Regions from separate parts of the Mus musculus genome. Here all the other regions are linked to region 1. Evidence: chromatin loops called from intact Hi-C (ENCODE). Cell type or tissue: left cerebral cortex. All regions are shown on one strand.

The links. A loop is a pair of places that touch in the nucleus more often than their neighbours do. Peaks named below come from ENCODE experiments on the same cell type or tissue, not always from the same donor. Only the 100,000 strongest peaks of a DNase experiment are listed, where the experiment ranks them.
Region 2: it touches region 1 in a loop (5-fold over the local background); 7 of 42 quality-filtered maps call a loop at or near these places.
Region 3: it touches region 1 in a loop (7-fold over the local background); 10 of 42 quality-filtered maps call a loop at or near these places.

Annotation. Positions count from the first base shown.
Region 1 is chr12:3,421,163-3,429,162 of GRCm38, reverse strand. It overlaps Asxl2 (additional sex combs like 2, transcriptional regulator), which reads right to left and starts at 2,306. Exons shown (of 13, transcript NM_001270988.1): 1 at 1,951-2,306. The coding sequence starts at 2,007. It overlaps 1110002L01Rik (RIKEN cDNA 1110002L01 gene), which reads left to right and starts at 2,416. Exons shown (of 3, transcript NR_030694.1): 1 at 2,416-2,662. In left cerebral cortex, CTCF peaks have their summits at 712 (motif pointing right), 3,047 (motif pointing left) and 5,499 (motif pointing right); DNase peaks (open chromatin) are centred at 1,517, 2,403, 2,987, 3,364 and 1 more place; H3K4me3 peaks cover 3,069 bases; H3K27ac peaks cover 2,011 bases.
Region 2 is chr12:3,360,554-3,368,553 of GRCm38, reverse strand. Kif3c (kinesin family member 3C) reads right to left here and starts at 3,422. Exons shown (of 8, transcript NM_008445.2): 1 at 1,023-3,422. The coding sequence starts at 2,573. I920046F24Rik (RIKEN cDNA I920046F24 gene) reads left to right here and starts at 2,981. Exons shown (of 1, transcript NR_164312.1): 1 at 2,981-5,045. In left cerebral cortex, a CTCF peak has its summit at 4,675; DNase peaks (open chromatin) are centred at 1,906, 2,335, 2,842, 3,459 and 2 more places; H3K4me3 peaks cover 3,822 bases; H3K27ac peaks cover 3,425 bases.
Region 3 is chr12:3,231,983-3,239,982 of GRCm38, reverse strand. It overlaps Rab10os (RAB10, member RAS oncogene family, opposite strand), which reads right to left and starts at 4,192. Exons shown (of 7, transcript NR_015551.1): 1 at 4,054-4,192; 2 at 2,571-2,698; 3 at 2,323-2,392; 4 at 1,871-1,954. In left cerebral cortex, a CTCF peak has its summit at 4,177; DNase peaks (open chromatin) are centred at 1,435, 2,744, 4,248, 4,592 and 1 more place; H3K4me3 peaks cover 1,714 bases; H3K27ac peaks cover 1,550 bases.

The DNA of each region.
Region 1 (8,000 bases):
CTCAGAATCCCATAAAACTGGGCATGGTGGTACATGTCTACAATCCCAGCACCCAAGGGGGCAAAGGCAGGAAGATTGCTGCAAACTTTAGGCCATCATTTATTATGTGAGATGCTATCCTCAAACAAACAAACAAATGTATATAGGGAAAACATTCAACAAAAAAAGTACGTGGCTTATAAAAACAAAATACAGGTTGAATAAACAATATAATTCAAATTTGGGGAAACAAGACTAGGCGATAAAAGAATGAACGGACTGAGTTATTTTCTTCATACTTTTCTAAATTTCTCCATGATGAACATTACTTTTGAATTCTGTAAGTCTCATTTAAAAAATAAACAAGGAGTCAGTCAGTGGTGGTTCATACTTTTAATCCCAGGACTTGGGAGGCAGAGGCAGGGGGATCTCTGAGGTCAAGCCCAGCCTGGTCTATAGCGTTTCAAGGCAGAGAAACCCTTTTTCAAAAAATAAATTAATAAACAAACAATCCAGGATTTTCGAGATTACTCAGTGGGTAACTGCGCTGGCCAGCAAGCCTGATAACCTGAGTTCGATCCTAAGAACCTACATCAACTCCTACAAGTTGTCCTATCACCTCTACATGCGTGCTCCATAGCCACGTACACACTCCATACATACATACACATACACATACACACCTTTTTAAAATTAATTAATTTAATGTATGCAAATACACTGTTGCTATCTTCAGACACACCAGAAGAGGGCATCCGATCCCATTACAGATGGTTGTGAGCCACCATGTGGTTGCTGGGAATTGAACTCAAGACCTCTGGAAGAGCAGTCAATGCTCTTAACCACTGAGCCATCTCTCCAGCCCCCACACACATCTTTTTAAAGAGAAAATAAAACGTATAATTCATAAAGGTTCAGTTATTAGAACCCACTATGTTGTCCACTATTAAAGAGGTTGAAATGCTACTAATGCTTGATGAAACTTCAATTTCTCCTTAAGGTTTCTTTTCTTCGTAAATACACGTTTTAAATTTTTCAAAACAATGTTTCTCACAAATACTCATTGCTAAATGACTTTTAAATTCCATATAACAAAATTGGAGTGAGGGGCACTAATCACAACTTCATTGGTCCGGTCCACTTTCACTTTAACTTAAAAAAGAAGAAAAGAAATGAAAAGAAAAGAAAAGAAAAGAAAAGAAAAGAAAAGAAAAGAAAAGAAAAGAAAAGAAAAGAAAAGAGGAGGGGAGGGGAGGAGAGAAAAGGAAAGGAAAGGAAAGGAAAGGAAAAAGGAAAGGAGAAAAAGAAAGCCAATAAACTACACGTCCCACCATGCATTGCAGCCTTACTCAGAGTAGGTCTCTACGGAAACAGAAAAAAAAATTCTGAGTCCCACCTGTTACTTCGTTTCTAAACACCTCCTGCACTTTCAGCTCTCACAGCAAACACAAAAGCCTCGTGACCTCACATTGGCTCCCGGAGCAAGATAAGCGGGGGCCCCGGTCTGGCAGCACCTCTGCCTCGACAGGAGAACGCCACCGAGCTCAAGCGCTCCCCTCTCCTTTCCGGGGCTGGAAGCACGCACAAACCGCCTCCTGTCTGCATCCAATCGGGGCTCTCCGAGGCGCACAAGGGAGAAGAACCGGTTACTGGGCAAGCACAACACACAGGGCCGAGACAAGGGGTAACAGTGTAGGGGCGACAGCGACATGACCCCGAAAGGCAACCTCACAACACCGAGGAGGTCCAGTCGTAGCCACCGCGAGAAGTCGCAGTCGCGCGACGGATTCCTCGCGCCGACGCCTCGGTCTCCTCACGGCTCTCCAACGCGCCCGTAACTGCCGCTCTCTGCGCGCGCTTTCCTGATCCTCAACCCGGTCGCGGGGCCAAGTGACCTCCCTTGCCTTGCGACGGGTGGCCGGCGAGAAAACGAACTCCTGCCAGCCTTTCTCTCTGCTCCCTCCTCCTTACCGTCTTGGCGGCCTCCGCCCAGGTCCTGCCCTTCTTCCTACGGCCCTTTTCCCTCATGTCGGTTCTGACTGACTGGGAGGCTTCCGTGCCCCGGCTCCGGCTGCGTTCCCTCGCCTGCTGCGCCCTGCACTGCTTTTCCCGCGGTGCCAGGAAAGGTGGGAGAAAGGGGAAGTCGGACCCGAGAAGCAACTCAGCGAGCAAGCGGCCGCGGAGGCGCGCAGTGGCGGGGGTAGGGGGCTCTACGGGGTGGCCGGTCCTGCTGCCGCTGCCACTGCTACCGCCGCTGCCATATTGGGTTCTTACTGTACAAGCAGCTTCTGTGGTCACGTGACCCCTGCCGCGCGGCCGTCACTACTGTACGCTGCAGGCCGCGCGAACGAGCGCGCACTTGCGCGCGCCCCCAGCCTCGGCGTCGGACCGGCAGGCTGCAGCAGTTAGCCACGCCCCTGCACTTCCGGTGTCTCCGCATCGAGCCCTTGCGCACGACGGAGGGCGGCCCATGGTCTGTGGGTCGGATGTCTGGCGGTCACACCCGCCGGGAAGATCTTCTGGCGGAAACAGAATCTGCTCCTTTCGGGAAAGGCTGATTGCGCGGTTACGTGCAGCGTGTGTTGAGGAGTGGCTCTGGAAACTTAAAGAGCCCGACGATCAAGTGATCTTGCCAACTACCGTTTTAATCAGCATGTTTTATTTTGTTGTGGTACAGGCTCAGGTAAGGCGGACCTTAAACTCCGAACTTCTGTCTCCCATTACTGGTAATTACAGGCATGCATCGTCTTGTCCTCAAGTTCATTTTTTACAAAGCTTATCTTTTTGAAGACGTACCGCGTGCAGTTCTTGTCTATTATTAATCTGATTAATAGATGAGACAGGTTAGATTGATTTACCAACTCTCTAGTATAGGATGTGAATATACCAAAAACTAAGTTGTTAGCTACCAAGCCTTGTCTCGCAAAGTAAATAGACCTTTTTTAGGCCAACAGAAACCACGTTTATGGCTCAGAGGATAAGTGCACTGACTATTCCGGAGGTTCTGAGTTTAATTCTCAGCAACCACATGGTGGCTCACAACCATGGGATCCGATGCCCTCTTCCGGTGTGTCAGCTACAGTGAAGACAGCTACAGTGTACTCATACATAAAATAAATATTTTTTAAAAAGGAGTTTAGAAATCGCATTGTGTTTTTACATGTGATTGGTATCATCAAAGAAGTATGTTTTATCTCCCTTGGCACAGAGCCTATATGTATCAGGAATCCGTTAAATATTTGTTGAATGGTTCAGCTATGTCTAGTCAAGAAACTATTCACTCTTCATAATGTCAGTAACACCCTCCTGAATATCCAGAACATTTTATCTCTGATTATCTGTTCTTGTAAACAACATAGAGGAGAATGCACAGCGGCTAGGGATGTGGCTCAATGCAAGCTCTCCGCCTCCCATGGGTACTGGGGATTGAGCCTGCAGGCTAGCATAAGCCTTCTACCACTCAGCTGTACTCCAGCCATTCTGTTGTTTTTACATAGGCAGCGTCCCCCTAAATTATCCAGACTGTTCTTGAATTCGTTCTGTAGCTTAGGCAAGTGTACACGGATTTCTATCTTCATGCACACCAGAAGAGGGCATCAGATCTCATTACAGATGGTTGTGAGTCACCATGTGGTTGCTGGGAATTGAACTCAGGACCTCTGGAAGAGCAGTCTGTGCTTTTAACCGCTGAGCCATCTTTCCAGCCCCCAGCTTCGGCAAGTTTTGACCTTGCAATCCAAATTATTCAGCCTCCATAGTACCGGGGATTGCAGGCCTTCACCATGAAGGCACATCTCTAGTGATAACCTGTTGTCTAGAATGTAGGCGCTCCCTAGATGGGTTTCAGCAGTTCATAGAACTCCTTACTATTGGCAATATTTTCTCTGTCAAAATATTTTCTGTGTCATGGTGCATCCTTGTCATCTAAGCACTAAGAAGATTAGAAGCTTGGGTTATCCATAAGGTCTGCTACAGAGCAAGTTCCAGGCTGTCCTTCAGACACTGTCTCAAAAAAGAACCATCAACAGTGTGTGTGTGTGTGTCTGTGTGATAAATGTGGATTCCTTTTTTTGCTTTTTAAAAGGCCTCTCACCGGGCAGTGGTGGCTCACGCCTTTTAATTCCAGCACTTGGGAGGCAGAGGCAGATGGATTTCTGAGTCCGAGGCCAGCCTGGTCTACAGAGTGAGTTCCAGGGCTGCCAGGGCTAAACAGAGAAACCCTATCTCTAAAAAACAAACAGAAACAAAAACAAAACAAAACAGAGTCTCTCTTTATAGCCCCAGCTTTTCTGGAACTTTGTATGAAGACTAGGCTAGACTCAGACTCACAGAGATCACATGCCTCTGCCTCCTGAGTGTTGGAGCATCACACCCAGCCTACAATTAGATTTTTTTGAAAAAAAAAATTGATAACCTTTCCTCAATGTTTGGATTGTTGGTGTTCTCTGGGCATGGGGTTTTGTTTACCACCTGGGCTCCTAAGCTTCTTGCTCCCTCCTGGAGCAAATGTTGCAATTTGGAGGAAATATTGCAATTGGAAGGGATATGCTCTAGAGCAAGTGGCTGTATAGAACAAAACTAGACAGATTGGCCTTGGCCAGAATTCCCATATTCCCATCTGACTATTACACATGTGGGAACCTGGACATACCACTTCACCTTTCAGTTTTCTTTGCTAGGGTGTGTCTCTGTCTCTCTGTTTGCTAAGGTGTCTGTGTGATGAGAAACTAGAGCAGTGACTTTAAGCAGACTGGACTGGTGGCGGCTAAATGCTGCAGACCTGGAGGAAACAGGAAGGATGGTGGAGGAACTGGAGGTCAGCCAGAAGGATCTGGGGACAGCCTGTCTGTGTGACTCCTTAGTTAGCATGGGTTTGTCCATCCAGAAGTCCTCAGCCTCTCCTACCCCACCCCCCTGAGGAACTTCACCATTCATTCTGAAGTTGTCTGAAATGTTGTTCATAGTCCGAATGCTCCTCAGATCCCAGCAATATTTTTAAAGTTGTTTTTGTTGTATTAGAGATTGAATGGAGGGCCTTGCTCATACTAGGTAAATGCTCTGAACTATATCTCTACCAATAATAATAATAAATAGTTCTTCTATACTCACTATAGATTTGTTTATTTTAGTATAGAATAGAGTATTCAGGGCATGGGGAGGGGAGCTAAGAGGGTAGTAGAGGCAGAGAGGGGGGGAGAGGAGGAGGGAGGAGAAGAAGAAGAGGAAGAAGAAAAGAAATAGAGGCTGGCCAAGAACATGTGGAGAGAGGGGGAAGGGAATACGGAAGGGGGGGGGGAGAGGAAAAGCCCAAGAGGGCAAGAGGGAAGCAAGAGAACAAGAGAGTTCATTATAGATTTTTACATGGAGGGAGACACAGCCTAGACCTAAATAGGTTTAGATTCATCCTGATGTTATTATTCACTGATAGAACTTAAACAATTTTTTTTAAAGATTTATTTATTGCATGAGTACTCTGTTGCTGTCTTTAGACATACCAGAAGAGGGCATCAGATCTCATTACAGATGGTGTGAGCCACCATGTGGTTGCTGGGAATTGAACTCAGGACCTCTGGAAGAGCAAGCAGTCAGTGCTCTTAACCGCTGAGCCATCTCTCCAGCCCAGAACTTAAACAATTTTTAGAATATTTTTATTCTTTGAAATTTTCATTTAGCATATTTGGTCATATTCATCTCAACTTCTCCCCATAATTCCTCCCAGATCCACCACCACCTGCCTAAACTCCTCTAACTTCATATCTTTAATTTAAATCCATTGCCTCCAACATACACTGTCCATATAATTTTGGATGTGGGCCATCCATGAATTGTGGTGACACAGAAGCCACACCAAACAGAAAACTGATTCTTCCTCAGAGGCCACTAACTAACCATAGTTCTTCAGTTGGGATTAGAGGGTAATTTATTTAGATTTTTAAAGTCCTCGGTGATCTCTCTAAAGATGGACTGATTGATTCAATGAATATTCATTTTTATGTCAGGCATGCTATTTCAAGCTTGTCATCATATTCATGGAGGCAGAGACAGGAGAATTGCTATTAGGTCCATGCCAGCCTGGCCTACACAGTAAGTTTCTAAACAGTTTGGACTATATAACTAGACCTGTCTGCAAACAAACAAAACCACAAGGTTTATTTTTAGCAAGGTATGGTGATGAAGTTCTTGTGACTCAGGATGGCTTGGGCCCAGCATTTCAACGCCCTGTCCCAAGAAATACAACAAAACCAAACACAGAGGCACATGATTGTCATGTCAACACTAGGAAGGTTTCTGCTAGAAAAACAGAAAGGAATGGGCTAGAGAGATAGCTAGACTTAAAAGGACTTGTTGTTCTTCCAAAGGACTTGGGTTCCTAGTACTCTGTGATGGTTTGTATATGCTTGGGCCAGGAAGTGACACTATTAGGATGTGTGGCATATTTGGAGTAGGTGTGTCACTGTGGATGTGGACTTTAATACTCTAGTCCTAGGTCCCTAGAAGTCAGTCTTCTCACAGCAGCCTTCAGATAAAGATGTAGAACTCTCAACTGCACCATGCCTGTCTAAATGCTGTCATACTCTGCTTTGATGATAATGGACGGAACCTGTAAGCCAACCCCAATTAAATGTTGTCCTTATAAGAGTTGCCTTGGTCATGGTGTCTGTTCACAGCAGTAAAACCCTAAGATATATCCAGATCAGGTGGTTCTCAATTGCACAATTTCAATTCCAGCTCTAGAGCATCTGATGTTCTCTTCTGAACTCCAGAGGAAACTGTTTGTGTGTGTATAACCACACCAGGACATGTAGGTTGCTTTTGTTTTTTTTTGTTTTGTTTTGTTTTAAGATTTATTTATTTATTTATTTTCATGTATATGAGTACACACTGTAGCTGTACATATGGTTGTGAGCCTTCATATAGTTGTTGGGAATTGAATTTAGGACCTCTGCTCTCTCTAGGCAACCCTGCTCGCTCAGTCCCTGCTCGCTCGACCCAAAGATTTATTTATTATAGATAAGTACACTGTAGATGCACCAGAATAGGGCATCAGATCACATTATGGGTGGTTGTGAGCCACCCTGTGGTTGCTGGAATTTGAACTCAGGATCTTCGGAAGAGCAGTCAAGTGCTCTTACCAGCTGAGCTATCTTACCATCCCCCAACATGTGGATTTTTTATTTGTTTGACAGGGTCTCTGTATATAGCTCTGACTGGCCTGCAACTTACTATGTCTGGTCTCAAACTCACAAATAATCCACCTGCTTCTGCCTCTTGGGTTTAGAGGTATGTACCATCATCATACCAGGTTGAAATAATTTTTAAAAAAGAGTGCTTACTGGTTATTTGTGAAAGACTATGATTTAAATGTTAAGAATGGGGCTGGAGAGAAGGCTTAGTGGTTAAGAGCTCTGGCTGCTCTTCTAGAGGTCCTGAGTTCAATTCCCAGCAACCACATGGTGGCTCACAACCATCTGATGCCCCCTTCTGGTGTGTCTGAGCTACAGTGTACTCATAATAAATAAATAAATCTTTAAAAAAATGTTAAGAATGCAGAAATAGAGCAGATGCACAAGGCTCTGTAGTCATGAAACTTTATTTGAATGAGCATAGTGGAGGAGTTAAGGCAACATCAAAACTGATGTTGAAGAACCAGACTTGATGCTGTGTGCGGTAGGGTTGGGAGTTAAAAACCAGCTTCGGCCACATACCAAGTATGCATGAGACCACACTGAGCCACATAAGCCTCCCCCCCCCCCACCTCCTTAAAAATAAGGGCCGGAGAGATGGGTGGCCATTAAGAGCACTGACTGCACTTGCAAAGGATCCAAATTCAGTTCCCAGCACACCCACATGAAACCAACAGCTATCTGCAATTCCACTTGTAGGGGTTCTGATTTCCTCTACAAGCCTCTCTGGCTATCCACATACACGTGGAACACACATAGCATGTGTATTTCTTAGAGATTCTTAAAACCTCAGGTGGTGGTAGCACATACCTTTAATCTTATAACTCAGAGGCAGAG
Region 2 (8,000 bases), 61 kb after region 1:
CTGGGAAGTGGGCAGCTCAGGAAGGATGCAGAAGCCCCGGCACCTCTCAAGACAATAAGGAATTAGCCATAGTTGACAAGAGGCTTCAGTGTGTAGGCCAGTTGCTTTTTCTTTTTCTTTTTATTCCCCCCCCCCCCCCCCCCCGATGATTGGTAGAACCCCTGGCTAACATACTATTTATAAAACGGGAAATGGAGGTAGGAAGAAAAGGGAAACCCACAGCCAGTCAGCCACTCAATGGGCCTGAGCCTAAGAGGCCTAGACTCCAGGTCTGGGATTGAGCCCACTTCTCTCTCCATCCCACCTCCTCCTACATGACACTCTGAGTCTCCTTATTAATGACACCAAGGGGTAGGCCTGGCACTTTGTCATCCACTGGGCTATTTCCATAGGAAGCAGGATTCTCTGGCCTTGCTACTGAAGACTAAAAGCATGAAGTCTGCAAGTAGCATCTCAGCCCAGCTACTCTGAAGAATAGAAAGAACCTTGGCACTTCCTGAGCCTTAAGTCCTCAACAGTAAGATGGGGCTTTAAAAGCTACTCTTTGGAATGGCTCCTATGAAGATGAGACCAGATGATATAAAAATGGGGTACTTTGTAAACTGTAAAGTGCTATCCAAATGTCTGATACTATTAATATGATACGAGGCCCAAAGACACTGCAGAGAGAAGAAAAAGTATCAGGAGAGGGGGCCATGCAGAAGTGAGAAGCCATACTCACAGAGGTCCTGCGTGGCTTCTCATAGACCTGGCCAATCCTGGGGTCATTTGCACAGGTAGACAGTGGCAGAGGTGGTCGGAGCATCTGGAGTCCACTGGTCCAAGACATCTCCCCACTTTGCTTGGTGTGGATGCTCGCATGTAAGTGCACCTAGCTACCTAGTATTATGGTACTTTGCTTAGCTGCTCCGGAGCAGTCATCAGTGTGTGGTCCTGAGGTGGGATATCCCACTCAGGCCAACTCACAGACCCTCAAATGAAAATCTACCAATCAAAGTACTCGCATTGTCTGGGGACCTTACCTTGTACTTGGCTGCAAGCAGCTCTGTAGCCTGCTGCTCCCGCCGTAGATCCTCCAGCATCTTCTCCTTCTCTTCTAGAAGCTTCTGCTTCTCCTCACTCACAAGGCTGCGGTCATCCTGGATGGCAGCCTTCTCCTCCTCCAGCCGTTCCTTCTGGTCCTGCAGGTAATTCTCCATGTTCTTCTCCAAAGCTGCCTCCAAGATGGGCTGGGGTGGGTGGTGATTGTTGTTGTTATCATCTTCCTCTTCGGCCACCCAGGCCTCAATCACGGACCCCTCTGGATAGCCGGCTGGGGCAGACACGGCCTTCTTTCTACGACTGCTCTTTCTCCGAGGTCGCTTGCCCAGCATCCCCTTCTTCTCCAGCTGGGCCTTCAAGCGAGCGATCTCTTCCTGGAATTCCCTCAGCAGTGTGTCCTTGGGGTCCTCGTTCACCCGCGGTTTGTTCTTGATGTTCTTGGCTCGGTTGGCAAAGCGCAGGGTAGAGAGGCTCTCGTCGTAGCTGTGAGAAGCTGGACCCAGTGTGGCCACCATGATGGTCTTGGCATTGCCCCCCAGTGAGTCTTGGAGCAGCCGGGTTAGCTTGGAGTCCCGGTAGGGGATGTGGGTGCTCCTGTTGCCAGCCAGAGCAGCAATCACATTGCCCAGGGCGGACAGCGAGAGATTGATTTTAGAAGCTTCCTTAGGCCTCTCTCCGCTGCTGGCAGAACCACTAGCGCTGCCACTTCCACTCCCACCACCAGCTGTTGGCTGTGTGGCTGGCCCTCCAGCTGCGTTGGGACCAGCCTTGTTCTGTCTCTCACTGCCGGCCAGGTCTACCAGGTTGAGCTTGCCTACTCGGATATGATCCTGGCCATCAGAGCCACGCTCACTGCACTCCACTGTGATAACAAAGATGGCATGGGACCGAGAGCTGACCTCATTCATGTGGGTGCTGCCCACTGCTCGGGCTTGGTTCCCCAGGTTCATCACATGCTCAATCTCCTTGACATTCTTGGTGACAAAGGAAGAGAGGTCCTTGATGTAGACCCCTGTTTCAGGATTCTCCTTCAGCTCTAGCCTCTTGCCTGGCTCCTTGGATAGCAGGTCTCGGATCTCCTCCTGGTAGATCTCCAAGTAGGAAGCACGAACCAGGTACTGCTGGTTCTGGGAGCGGGAGATGTGGGTGAAGATGTGCTCAAAGGCATTCGGGATAACCCCGCGGAGCTCTGGCTCCACCCAGGTCCCCTGCATGGTGTAGGTCTTGCCAGTGCCAGTCTGGCCATAGGCAAATACGGTGCCGTTGAAACCCTGAAGCACTGAGTCTATCAGGGGCCTCACCGTTTCGTCATACAGGTCGGCCTGCTTGGAGCTAGCATCATACACAGCATCAAAAGTGAAGGTCTTGGGCAGCTCCCCGGGTGCCGCGCGGGGGTTTCGCAGAGTCACCTGGCCCAGTTTCACGTCCATGGTCAGAATCTGCTCATGACCAGCAGCCTCCTCCTTCCTACTGAGGGGGCGGCACCGGGCCACCACCTTCAGGGCCTCGCTGGCCTTGGTCTTACTGGCCATCTTGCACCTCTGTCCTTCCAGGTGGGCCGCTCTGCAGCCTGGGCGGTCCTTCTGCCCTACTCCTAGGTCGGGATCAGTCGGGCTGGCCCAGCCCTCAGGCACCTCTCTTCAATCCGCATGCAGCCTACCAGGGTGGGGATGCAGGGAGTTGGCCCCGAGACTGCTGCAGTCCAGGCCTCCACAGCTCTCCGCGGCTTTCTGTGCACAGTCTGGAGAGGTAGAATTAGGCAGAATCCCTAGGTTACCGCGCAAGCTGCTCCTGCCGAAGGGTAGTGCCTGGAATCCACCCCATGCTGGAGCAAGAGTGAGCGCTACGGCTACAGCTTCGGCAACAATGAGATAAAGGAAGAGGAAAATGAGATGGGGGTGGGCGGCAGAGCTGTCTTTTCCTCCTCCTTTTTCCCTTCCCCTAGGGATCCATGGCGGGGGATGCGAGTCCTGGGCGGCTCGGAGGGTCCCGATCCTCCCGAGGTCAGAGGCTCACCTGGAGTCCTCCCCTCCGGGTGGAGGATCATTCATTGCAGCCAAGGCTGGCTGCTGTTGCCTCTCCTTCGCCTTCCCCGCCGCCGCCACCGGAGAATGAGAGAAAAACAGAAAAGGATGGGGCGGAACAGCGGCGGTGAGAGTGATGTTGCTGCGGCCGCTGCGCTGCGGCCCGGGTTAGGTCTCCCGTCTGGGGTGGGGCAAGGGGCGGGGCCGCGGGGCGGGGAACAAGAGCCCGGCGCGGCCCTTGGGCGAGGGACAGCGGTGCATCGCCGCCCGCACCCCACGGACCCCTCAGGGATGACAGGCTCCGGTGCCCACCCAGGTCCCGCGCCCACCAGTCGGATGCGGCGCAGCCACCGCCAGCCGTCACCCCACCGAACCCGAGCATGCTGGGAGATGTAGTCCTTCCTTTGTTAACCCGGTTCTGTCAGGTTGCTAATGCTTTCTCCAGTCCTCAAGTCTGGGAGCCCCTCCTCCCACATGCAACCCCTGAGTGTGTCTGCTGAGGCTGCACTACCCACGCGTGTTCTCTCGGCAACCGCCATTCTCGGTTTCTCACTGCTCCAACCATTTTGCTTGCAGATGGGCACATGTCACTGTCCTCCATTTCTCAGGGTGTCACCAGGCCTCCTAGAGCTTAAACTCCTAAACATTATTGGGCTCTGTGTTTTCTCTCCCTAGTCTGGTTTACTCCTGGCCTTCCTTTTAACGCTCTGCGGGAAGCACAGTTAACTGATTCCACCTCTTGTGTCTGTACATGGCCTCTGGCTCCAACTACTTCTCCATGACCTTAGGAAGGCCTGTCCATCTTCTGACCTCTCAGCCTACCTCCACTACTCTGATCCAGTCTATACTCCTAAAAACCATGCTGACACACTTTTCTAGCTCACGTGGAGCCCTGGCACTATTCTAGGCGCCGAACCCTTCTTAAGGAGACAACAGGCTGTAATAGAAATGACAGTTGCACCCTTGTGCCTTTGCCCAGAGATCCTGTTACAGTCCTTCCTCTACTGCTCTGCCACTTGGGCAGCACAAGCATTTCATCATCTGTGAAGCTGTGCTGGTTAATTTTTGTCAACACAATCTAGAGATGTCTGGGAAAAGGAAATCTCGACTGAGGAATTGCCTGCATCTGATTGGTCTGTGGGGTATATTCTTGATAGCTAATTGATGGAGGCGAGAGCCCAACCCACTGTGGGAGGTGATCCCCTGGGCAGGTAGTAATGGGTTGTATAAGAAAGATAGCAGAATGCAAGTCTGGAAGCCAGCCAGTAAATAATGTCTCTCCATGATTGCTACTTCAAGCTCCTGCCTTGAGGTCCTGATGCCGGAACCCTGCAGCGCAAATAAACCCTCTCCTCCCCCAGTTACTCTTGGCGGGCAGTGTTTTATTACAGCAACAGAGAAGCAAATTAAATCAGAAACTCTAGGGCTGGAGAGATGGCTCAGTGGTTAAGAGCACTGACTGCTCTTCTGAAGGACCTGAGTTCCATTCCCAGCAACCACATGGTAGCTCACAACCATCCGTAATGAGATCTGATGCCCTCTTCTGGTGTGTCTGAAGACAGCTACAGTGTACTCATATAAGTAAAAGTAGATAAATTTTTAAAAAGATTTATTTATTTATTTTATGTATGTGAGTGCACTGTAGTTGTACAGATGGTTGTGACCCTTCGTGTGGTTGTTGGGAGTTGAATTTTTAGGACCGCTGCTTGCTCTGATCAGCCTCGCTCCTCGCTCTGTCCCTGCTTGCTCCGGACCAAAGATTTATTTACTATACTGTATAAGTACACTGTAGCTGACTTCAGACATGCCAGAAGAGGGCGTCAGATCACATTACAATTGGTTGTGAGCCATCATGTGGTTTCTGGAATTTGAACTCAGGACCTTCAAAAGAGCAGTCAGTGTTCTTACTAAGCCATCTCACCAGCCCCTGGATAAATCTTTAAAAAACAAAACCAGAAGCTTTCTCTGACTGGGTGCTTCCATAGCAGAAAAAAAGAAAACGATGGAATTTATATCAATTAAACCTTGGGCCTAGCATTCCAGATCCTGTATGGTGCATATGTGCACTTAGGTGTGTGTGGGTGTGTGCACGTGTGCATATGCATGTGCACATGCATGTCTCTCTAAGTCAGAGATTGACCTCATTGGAAAAAAAATGTTAGCAAGGTGACTTTAATCTTAACTCTTGGGAGGCAGAATCTCTGAGTTCAAGGCCAGCCTGGTCTACAAATCAAGTTCTAGGATAGTCAGGGCTACACAGAGATTTTTGAATTTTATTTTATGTATTTGAATGTTTTGCCAACATTATATATGTTTGTATCCCGTGTATGTACCTGGTGCCCACGGAGATCAGAATTGGATGTTGATCCCCTGGAATGAGAGTTGTAGATAGTTATGATCTGCCATGTGGGTGTTGGGAACCAAACCAGTGTCCTCTGTAAGAGCAATACATGCTCTTGACCACCGAGCCATCTCTCCAGAAGCCCCTTGAGTTTGTTTGGTTTTGTTTGTTTAGTTTTAGTTTGCTTATTTGTGGTAGTTTCTCCCTGTCTGTGGAATGCACTGACTGGGTAAGTGGTTGGCCAGTGAGCTCTAAAGATGTGACAGTCTTTACCCCACTCCTACCCCAGACCCAGTCCCCCCAGTGCAGGGATTACTGGGGGGTCACAACTCAGTTCCTCAGGCCTGGGTTATCTTCCCAGGTCACATAGTATCAGCTGTGATTTCTGCCCAACATTACACTCTGCTTCAGCTTCCTCAGTGCTTAAAAGTGATTTGAGGGCTAAAGAACTGGCCTGGCCATTTAGAGTACCGGCTGCCCTCGCAGCGGGCCTGGGTTTGGTTCACCACCATCCATAACTCCAACTTCAGCTTCTTACCTCCACCAACACCAGGAGTGCACGTGGTACACATACGTAAGTGCAGGCAAACACTCCAAGACATAAAATAGGAAGAAAATAAGAATAAATAATTATTTAAAAATGGGTTTTGGTGTATGATGTTTATTTTATTCACAAATTTGTTTTGTTTTTGTTTGGTTGGTTGGTTTTGGTCTTTTGAGATAGGGTTTCTCCGTGTAACTTGCTCTATAGACCAGGCTGGCCTCAAATTTACAGAGATCTGCCTGCTTCTGCCTGTTCAGTACTGGGATTAAAAGCCAGGGTGCACTGCCACCCCCACCCCCACTACCCAGCTCTTATCTCACAAGTTTGTAAAATAAAGTTTATCAAATTAAAAAAACTGGAGATAAAAATAGGTATGGCTCCAGCCAAACTAAGATGATGCAGCAGGAAAATCAAGACTTTAGTCATCCCCAGTTACAGAACAAGTTCAAGATCAGCCTGGACAAGAGAATGCCCATCTCAAAAAATCAAAAAAGAAAAACACCTTATCTCCTTGTGTCACTGCTACCCCTTAATTCCTAGAATTTTGATTTTAGCTGGGCCAGCAGCTTAAGGTCTATCTGGTAGTTTGCCCACTTCCAGAGGTTCCTGGCCTTCCTCCTGACTCTGCTGGTCCAGCTCCAGTGATGAACTTGGCTTTGGGGCCAAATTCTGGTGACATTTTGGCTGTGCAAACTTTACCTTTCTTGGCTTTAACAACTGACTTCTGGATAGTGTTTGATTCTTGAACTACTTCCTTGCTGGGTTTGGCTTGCCTTTCCTTGCTGGGTTTGGCTTGCTTTTTGCACTTCCATCTCTGTTTGGGCCAACTCACCTGCCAGCAGGACTGGATATATATCGTTCCCACTGGCCCAGGTTCTTCTGCTTGGGAGCCGAGGGTGAAAAACCAGTGCTTCCAAGATGAAATTCCCTCTAAATAACTTAGTGTCTCCGAACAGCTTTTTTCACAGTAGGATAAGAGTGTTTACCTTCCCTTACAGGATTTACATAAAGATTAGGTCAAAAGACATGTGTGCTTGTTCTTAGGCCACAAAAGGTACTCAAGAAAAGGGGAGTCCAGGGTTAAGGATCTGGCTTAGTGGGTGGAGCACTTGCCTAGCAGACAAAAACCTGACTTTGATCCTCAGCCTCTGAAAATCTGGACACAGTGGCAAATGCCTGTAATCTGAATACTTGGGAAATTGAAGCAGGAGATTCAGAAACTGAAGGTCAACCTTGGTCTACAGTTAGTGTGAGGTCAGCCTGTGCTACAAAGAAACAAACAAGTTCCTTTTCTAAAGAAGTAAATACGTTCCTTTCCCCCTCATCCACACACAGAGCAGTGTCTCTCAAAGCAGAGTTTTGTGTCTTAAGATTTATGTATTTCTGTCTTACGTGTCTTGGTGCTTTGTCTGTATGTATGTTTGAAGGTGCCAGACCCCCTAGAATTGGAATTACTGACCGACGTGAGCTTCTATGTGGGTGCTGGGAATTGAACCCATGACCTCTGGAAGAGCAGCAGCCAGTGCTTTTAACTTCTGAGCCATCTCTCCAGCCCCATCTCTCACCATTCTTTTTGTTTGTTGTTTGTTGTTGTTGTTTTTTTTTGGGGGGGGGGACAGGGTTTCTCTGTGTAGCCTTGGCTGTCCTGGAACTCACTCTGTAGACCAGGCTGGCCTCAAACGCAGAAATTCGCCTGCCTCTGCCTCCCGAGTGCTGGGATTAAAGGCGTGTGCCACCACGCCAGACTCCACCATTCTTCCATGTTTTATTCTCCAGCTATGCTGACTTGCAGTCCCCCTAAGATGCACCACTGTTTCCCTGTGTCCCTGTGCTCCCTTGCTGCTCCTCTGCTTGAGGTGTCCTCCTCCCTCTACTCCTGTCTACATAGCCTCATCTTCCACAGCTCAACCCCACCTGGGTCCTGCTTACACTATTCAATGAGACTTTCCTTACACAGGCCTGCTTTCCCCTTCAGTAAACCCCTCTGGAAACACCCTCAAATCACACCCAGAGTTCAGAACTTTATTTTTTAATAGAGAGAGACAGAGAG
Region 3 (8,000 bases), 190 kb after region 1:
ACACATGTGCAGCAGAATCACACACCAAGCACACATGTACAGTGGTATCACATACACATGGAAAGTGGCATCATACAACAGGCACACATGTACAGAGGCATCACAGACCAAGCAAACATGAACACATGTGCAGCAACATCACATACCAGGCACACATGTACACATGTGCAGCAGCACACTCAGGCACACATGTACACATGCACAGCAGCATGACACAACAGGCACACATGTGCACATGGCAGCAGCAACACACACCAGGTACACATGGACACATGTACACTGTCATCACACACCAGCCACATATGTACACACGTACAGCAAGCTCAGATACCAGGCACACATATACACATGTGCAGCAGCCTCACATACAAGGCACACATGTTCACATGTACAGCAGCAGCACACTCAGGCACACATGTATACATGTGCTGCAGCAGCACACACGAGACATACGTGTACACATTTGCAGCAGCATCATACACAAGGCACACGTGTACACATGTAGAGTCGCATCAAACACTGGTCACACATGTAATGTAGTTTAAAAACAAGGTAGACATATCCAGCGGCATCCCCCAACAGACGCATATGAACACATGTGAAGCAGCATCAGACAACAGGCATACATATACACAGGGGAAACAGCATCACTCACCTGGCACACATGTGTACATGTGAAGTAGCTTCACACAACAAGCACACATGTGCATCCGCATCACACACCAGTCACAATGCACTGGCATCACACACCAGGTACACATGTATACATGTACAGCATCATCTCACACCTGGATCACATGTAAAGTGGCATCACACACCAGGCAAACATGAGGCATACATGTACATCCCACACCCAGCACACATGTACACATATTCTGCAGCATCACAGACCAGGCATATACGTACACATGTAGAGCAGCAGCACATCACTTCCTGAGCCCATGACATTACTTCCCATCACCCCCACTCTGACCTCACTTCCTGCTGCCCTCTCCACAGCGATGTCACTTCCTGTCTCTGGCAGCTGCCCTTGCAAGCTTGCGGCTAAAGTGGTTGAGTGGGAAGCCCGCTGCATTGATGACGTCACCAATTTGCCCTCTACCAGCATCACTCCCCACGCATGGATGGCGGAGGCCCCAGGCCTTGTCCCTGTTGGGTCAGGGTCATGGTGGGATTACATGGTGACTTCGAGGTTGCTGGGGTCATGGGGAGGTCAGGGATCACCTTGGGGTTGTGGGGTCACACCGGGGTCAGCGGTAGGTCAGGGGTCACGTCGAGGTCACAGCACTCAAGGGGGATCGATCACTAGTTTATGTTAATTTATGCAAAGTGACTCTGGTCATGCAAATGAGGTCATGTGACGTCACTTCGCTGGTGCAGCTGACAGCCATGGAAGCTTCCCCCTTGCCCATGAAGATTTATGCAAATTTATGCAAAGTCATACAGACAGAAAGCATGACGCCATGCAAATCCACCCAGAGCATCACTGTGTTATCATTCAGGTTTATGCAAATTTATGCAAATTCACAGAGGAAGCCACCAAAGTCACCTCAGCTCATGCAAACCTACTTCAAAGAAGCTGATGTATGCAAATTCATGCAAAACCCACAAAAAACGCATGCAGAGCACAACTATGACATCATTTTGGTTTATGCTAATTTGCCCAAGACGTCACACACAAATCTATGCAAATTTGTCCTGAGAGAACTGGTGTTAACTTATACAAATTTATTCAAATGAGCCCAAAATATGCAAAATCATGCAAATGTATGCAGCCCCCATCCCCTCAATCTATTATCCCAGAACCACTTGGTAGAGTCTCAGACAGGGCGTGGGCAGTGTCATGTGCAGGCAGGGGGCAGGGCCTCACCATCCTTCGCTGGTGTGCTGTTGTCCAAGTAGTCGTGGATCAGCTCCTCCTACAGTAGAGAGAAAGTCACTTCCTGGGCAGGGCCTGCGGGGAAAGGGGGCAGGGTCAGGCGATGGGGTGGGGCCTTGGGGGTCAGGGGCAGGGCCTGGGTGACTCATTTGGCCTAAACTTCCTGGGGTGGGGGTGGTACTTCCTGTCAGGGCCTCAGACAGGAAGTCCCACCTCATACAGGAAGTTCCACCCCCACACACTGATGATGTCATCTAACCCCATCCCCAACATAAAAGACCCACCTCCAGGTTATGACCCTGCAGAAAGTAAGTTATGGCATAGACAGGAAGCTCCCTCCCCAATGACGTCACCCCAGGCCCCGCCCCACAAAGTAACGCTCCCCCCCGCCCCCCCCACTGCCAACATTGACCCTGTGAACCTGCCCACAACACTCTGCTCACCTCCGTGGATGCCCCAGGTGAAGATGGCTACCCTCATGATGACGCTGTGCTGCTCTGCTTCCTGCTCAGCCTGGGGGATGGGACGGGGTCACAGGGGTCAGGGTTCATCCAGGCCATGCCCACCAAACCACCATGCCCATCACTTCTTGACTATGCCCACCACTTCCAGTCCCACTTTTCACTTCCTGTTTTCTCCTATGATGTCACTTTCTGTTCTGCCTGCTCCGTCCCCAGAAGGCCCCACTCACCTGTACAGCACCCCCCATGGCGTCCTCCTGGTCCTTTGACTTCTCCAGGATCAGCCCCTCCAAGGCCTGTGGGTCAGTGGTGGGGTCATCACAAGGGGTGGAGTCAGGGGCGGGGTCAGTGAGGTCACCTGAATAGATTTGCACAAATTTGCATGACAGGAAGTAAGCAGGCAGGGCCTGAGGTGATGGGCGGGACAGGAAGTGGAGGGCATGGCCAGGCACAGTGGGCTTGGCTGGAAGTGTGCAATGGCGTTGGGAAGTGGGCGGGGATAAGATGAAAAGGGTCGAGGCCTGCAATGGGTGTGGAAGGGGCAGGGCCACACACCACCACAGGGTCAAGGTCTCTGGGTCTTCCTGGGGGAGGGACGGGTGGAGCTGGAAGTGACATCATACCAGACTTCCTGGCAGCCCCTCACAGAAGCCCCACCCACAAGTCAGAAATCCTGAAAATGACATCACTTCCAGTGGGCCTGGCCCCACCCACCATCCTGATGTCTTGCCCATAAAGCTCCCAAAAAGCAGGAAGTGACATCACTTGTGGTTGGTGTGGTGACCTCATTTCCCCGCTCCATCATCCCCAGAACCCACCCTCTTCTCCCAAACTCAGAACTGCAATCATGATGCCACTTACAGTGGGTATGGCCACCAACAGACCACGCCCATCTTCCTAAAAAGATGAAAGTAGCTACCCTGAGGCCCCTTCCCACTGACCTTTGTGCCCCCCCCCCCTCGCGGCAAAGTACTGGAGGCAGGGCCAGGTGGCCTTGCTCAGCATCTCGGGGAAGGCAGGATGGACGACCATGAAGGCCAGGCCCTGGGGTGGGGGGAAGGGGTGAATGGGTGGGGTCAGACACGCGTCAAGGCCCTGCCCACAATGACTCAATCACTCTTGGGCACACCCCCAGCCAGGACGTCAAGAGAATATATACAATATATACAAATGCGGGGGGGGGGGTGTCACAGGGTGATGACATCATCTGGACACGTGTCAATGGCAAGGAGGGAAACTGTGACATCATCTGAACTCAGGAAAAGCCATAACGTCATGCAGTTTTATGCAAATGCATGCAAATTTACATGACAAATACACGCAGAGTAAAGCCATAACATCGTTTATGTTTATGGAAATTTACTCAGGGGAGCTGTCATTATGCAAATTTATGCAAATTTTCATCATGCGAAACTGATGTCACATGAGCGTATGCAAATTCCCAACGTACACGATATGCTAATTTATACAGGTCAGGGGAGGTTATATAAACCTGGGTAGAACAAAACCAAGCAGCCATTCAAATTCACTCAAATTCATGCAAACGAGCAGCAATGAAACTTAGACCCCATGCAAATCTATGTCTCTTGCAGGAGCTTAGTTAAGACCCCGCCCCAGGCCCCTGTCACTCACGCTCAGCCACTCCCAGCCCTCGCTCAGGCTCCGTCCCTGGCCTGTCTGTCAGTGCCTCTTGGGAAAAAACAGGTCACTCACCTGAAGCTACGTCCACATGCCACTCCGCTAGTCGCTGTCAATCCCGTGGGGACCAAGTGTCACTCACGTGAAACCCCGCCGACATGTCTCGCACAGCGAACCCCAGGATCTCCTTCCGCCGCGAGGAGGCGCTCGCCAGGACGACGCGGTGCCAGCGCAGGCACGTGCGGGGTGATGTCACAGCGACATCTGGGCGGGGAGTGATGACGTCGAACGGGTCGCCTGTGGTTCTGCGGTTCGCCGAAAGGTCAGGAGCTGAACCGGTGACGTCGCTGGAGTCGCCGGGGATTGGGGCGGGGGGGGGGTAACGGTGGTTGCGGCGGGGAAACCGGAAATCGGTCGCGCTGCTCCGAAAGGGAAAACCGGGTTCGGCGAAGAGAGGAACTGCACATCCGCTGTTTGCTTGTCCGCTTCTGATCAGCGGAACCCGGAACTGGAAGTCTTCAATGTCACGCTGCCGCTCCGAGTTCTCGTGAGATTTACAATGCGGTAGAAGGACTCACTTCCTGTTGGAACGGAGGAACTTCCTGTCTGGAAGTTAGGGTTCAAGCATGCTGGGAGTTGCAGTTATTTCCTGCTTTAGGCATGACTTCCTGTTTGCCATAGGAAGTGACGCCACAGTAGCCCCGAGTTTCACTGGGAGGCACGCTGGGAGGTGTAGTTCCTACCTGTACATCTCCGGGTCTAACCTCCCAGGAACGTACCGTATTAATACGCTGCCCTGTCACCGGGTCGAAGCGCCCGCATGCCCGGCCTCCCCTCACCGTGGCCGCTTCACCGCAGGCAAATCCATATCCTTTGACACCAACCGGAGCGGATGCAGTAACCATCTCACCTGTGATGCAGTGACCATCCCAAGGGAGATGTAATGACTCTTACCTGAGATGCAGTAACCATCTCACCTGAGATGCAGTGACGATCCCAACTGTGATGCAGTGACCATCCCACATGAGATGTAGTGAGCATGCCACTTGAGATGTATTGACAGTGATTATCCTACCTGAGATACAGTGACCATCCACCTGAGATGCAGTGACCATCTCACCTTTGATGCAGTGAACATTCTACCTGAGTGATTCTTACATGAGATGCAGTGTCCATGCCACCTGAGATGTTGTAACCATTCCACCTAGGATGCAGTGACTATGCCATCTGAAATGTAGTGACCATCCCAGGTGAGATGGGATGATAATCCCACCTGTGATGCAGTTGACTATCCCACCTGAGATGTAGTGACCATCCCACCTGAGATGAAGTGACCACTTGAGATGTGATCGTCTCTCCTGAGATGAAGTCACCATCTTACCTGAGATACAGTGAAAATCCCACATGGGATGCAATGACTATCCAACCTGAGATGTAGAGAGTCGTCTTAACAGAAATGCAGTGACCATCCACCTAAGATTCAGTGACTATCCCACGTGTGAAGTTGTGACCATCCCAAGTGAGATGGGATGACAATCCCACTAGTGATGCAGTGACTGTCCCACCTGAGATGCAGTGACCATGCCACCTGAGATGTTGTGACTATCTCACGTGAGATACTATGACAATCCCACCTGTGATGCAGTGACCACCCCACCTGAGATGTAGTATCCATCCCTCCTGAGATGCAGTGACCATCTTACCTGAGATGCAGTGAACATCCCACATGGGATGCAGTGACCACCCCATCTGAGAGATGTAGTGAGTCTTACCAGAGAATCAGTGACCATCCCACTTGAGATGTTTTGACCATCCCACTTGGGATGCAATGACCATGCCACCTGAGATATAGTTACCATCCCACCTGTGATGCAGTGACTATCCCACCTGTGATGCAGTGACAATTCCAACTTTGATGCAGTGACCATTCCACCTGAGATGCAGTGACCATCCCATCTGTGATGTAGTGACCAGGTGTACTAGTAATTAGACACATTAGAATTCATTATAACTCTTTTTATTCAAAGAAAACAAGACATTTTCACTTAATTGATGTGAATTTCTAAATGCAATAAGGATCTTATTGTATGTTCTTTAGTTGTATACACTGCATTTCATTATCTTGATGTATTTTCATAAGCACATTATGAAGAAACCTGTACAAGGTGTTATAGCAGGAAGAAAAGTGATTTAACACAGAAAAGAGTTAATCTTGACTGCCTGAGAGTTCTACTCTGTGCTAGTAACAATAATAGTGTATTTTTTTAGTGTACAGGTGTATTAGTAATTAGACAAATTAGAATACATTAAAATTGTGCTTATTCATAGAAAACAAGACATTTTTGCTCAATTGATGTGAATATTTATGATAAGAAGGACCTTGTACTGGCTAGTTTTGTGTCAACTTGACACAGCTGGAGTGATCACAGAGAAAGGAGCTTCAGTTGAGGAAATGCCTCCATGAGATCCAACTGTAAGGCATTTTTTCAATTAGTGATCAAGGGGGAAAGGCCCCTTGTGGGTGGGGCCATCTCTGGGCTGGTAGTCTTGGTTCTATAAGAGATCAGGCTAAGCAAGCCAGGGGAAGCAAGCCAGTAAAGAACATCCCTCCATGGCCTCTGCATCAGCTTCTGCTTCCTGACTGCCTGAGTTCCAGTCCTGACGTCCTTTGGTGATGAACAGCAGTATGGAAGTGTAAGCGGAATAAACCCTTTCCTCCCCAATTTGCTTCTTGGTCATGATGTTTGTGCAGGAATAGAAACCCTAAGACAGATCTTATTGAATGTTATTTCCTTTAGTTGGCTGCACTGTATTTCATTATCTTGACGTATTTTCATAAGCACATTATAAAGAAAACTGTACAAGGCTTTATAGAAAGAAGAAGAGTTTTTTTTTTTTTTTAATACAGATTCTACAGAAAAGAGAGTTAACCTTGAATGCCTGAGAGTTCTACTCTTTGCTAGTTATAACAACAGTGTATTTTTTTAGAGTTCAGGTGTATTAGTAAGCAGACACATTAGAGTATATTATAGCTGTATTTATATGAAGACATTTTTGCTCAATTGACGCAAATTTCTAAATGTGAAAAGAAGGATCTTAGTAAATGGTATTTCCTTTAGTTGGGTAGACTGCATTTCATTATCTTGATGTATTTTCATATGCACATTATAAAGTAAACTCTACAAGGTTTTATAGCAAGAAGAAGATTTTTTTTAACACAGAAGCAACAGAAAAGAGAGTTAATCTTGAATGCCTGAGAGTTCTACTCTGTGCTACTAACAACAATAGTGTATTTTTTTCGTGTCCAGGTGTATTAGTAATTAGACACATTAGAATACACTATAACTGTGTTCATATGAAGAAAAGACATTTTCACTCAAGTGTTATGAATTTCTAAATGGGACAAGAAGGATCTTATTGAATGTTATTTCTTTAATGGGCTACACTGTATGTAATTATCATAAAATATTTTCACATGTCCTTTGTAGGTGGGGAACCTTCTGCTCTGTGTTCAGGACCCATCCATATCTAAACATAAAAGCAATCTACAGCAAACCAGTAGCCAACACCAAAGTAAATGGAGAGAAGCTGGAAGCAATCCCACTAAAATCAGGGACTAGACAAGGCTGCCCACTTTCTCCCTACCTATTCAATATATTACTTGAAGTCCTAGCCAGAGCAATTCAACAGGAGGTGGTCAAGGGGATACAAATTGGAAAGGAAAAAGTCAAAATATCACTATTTGCAGATGATATGATAGTATATATAAGTGACCCTAAAAATTCCACCAGAGAACTCCTAAACCTGATAAACAGCTTCAGTGCAGTAGCTGATATAAAATTAACTCAAATCAATGGCCTTTCTCTACACAAAGGATAAACAGGCTGAGAAGGAAATTAGGGAAACAACATCTTTTACAGTAGTCACAAATAATATAAAATACCTTGGTGTGACTCTAACTAAGGAAGTGAAAGATCAGTGTGATAAGAACTTCAAGTCTGTGAAGAAAGAAATCAAAGAAG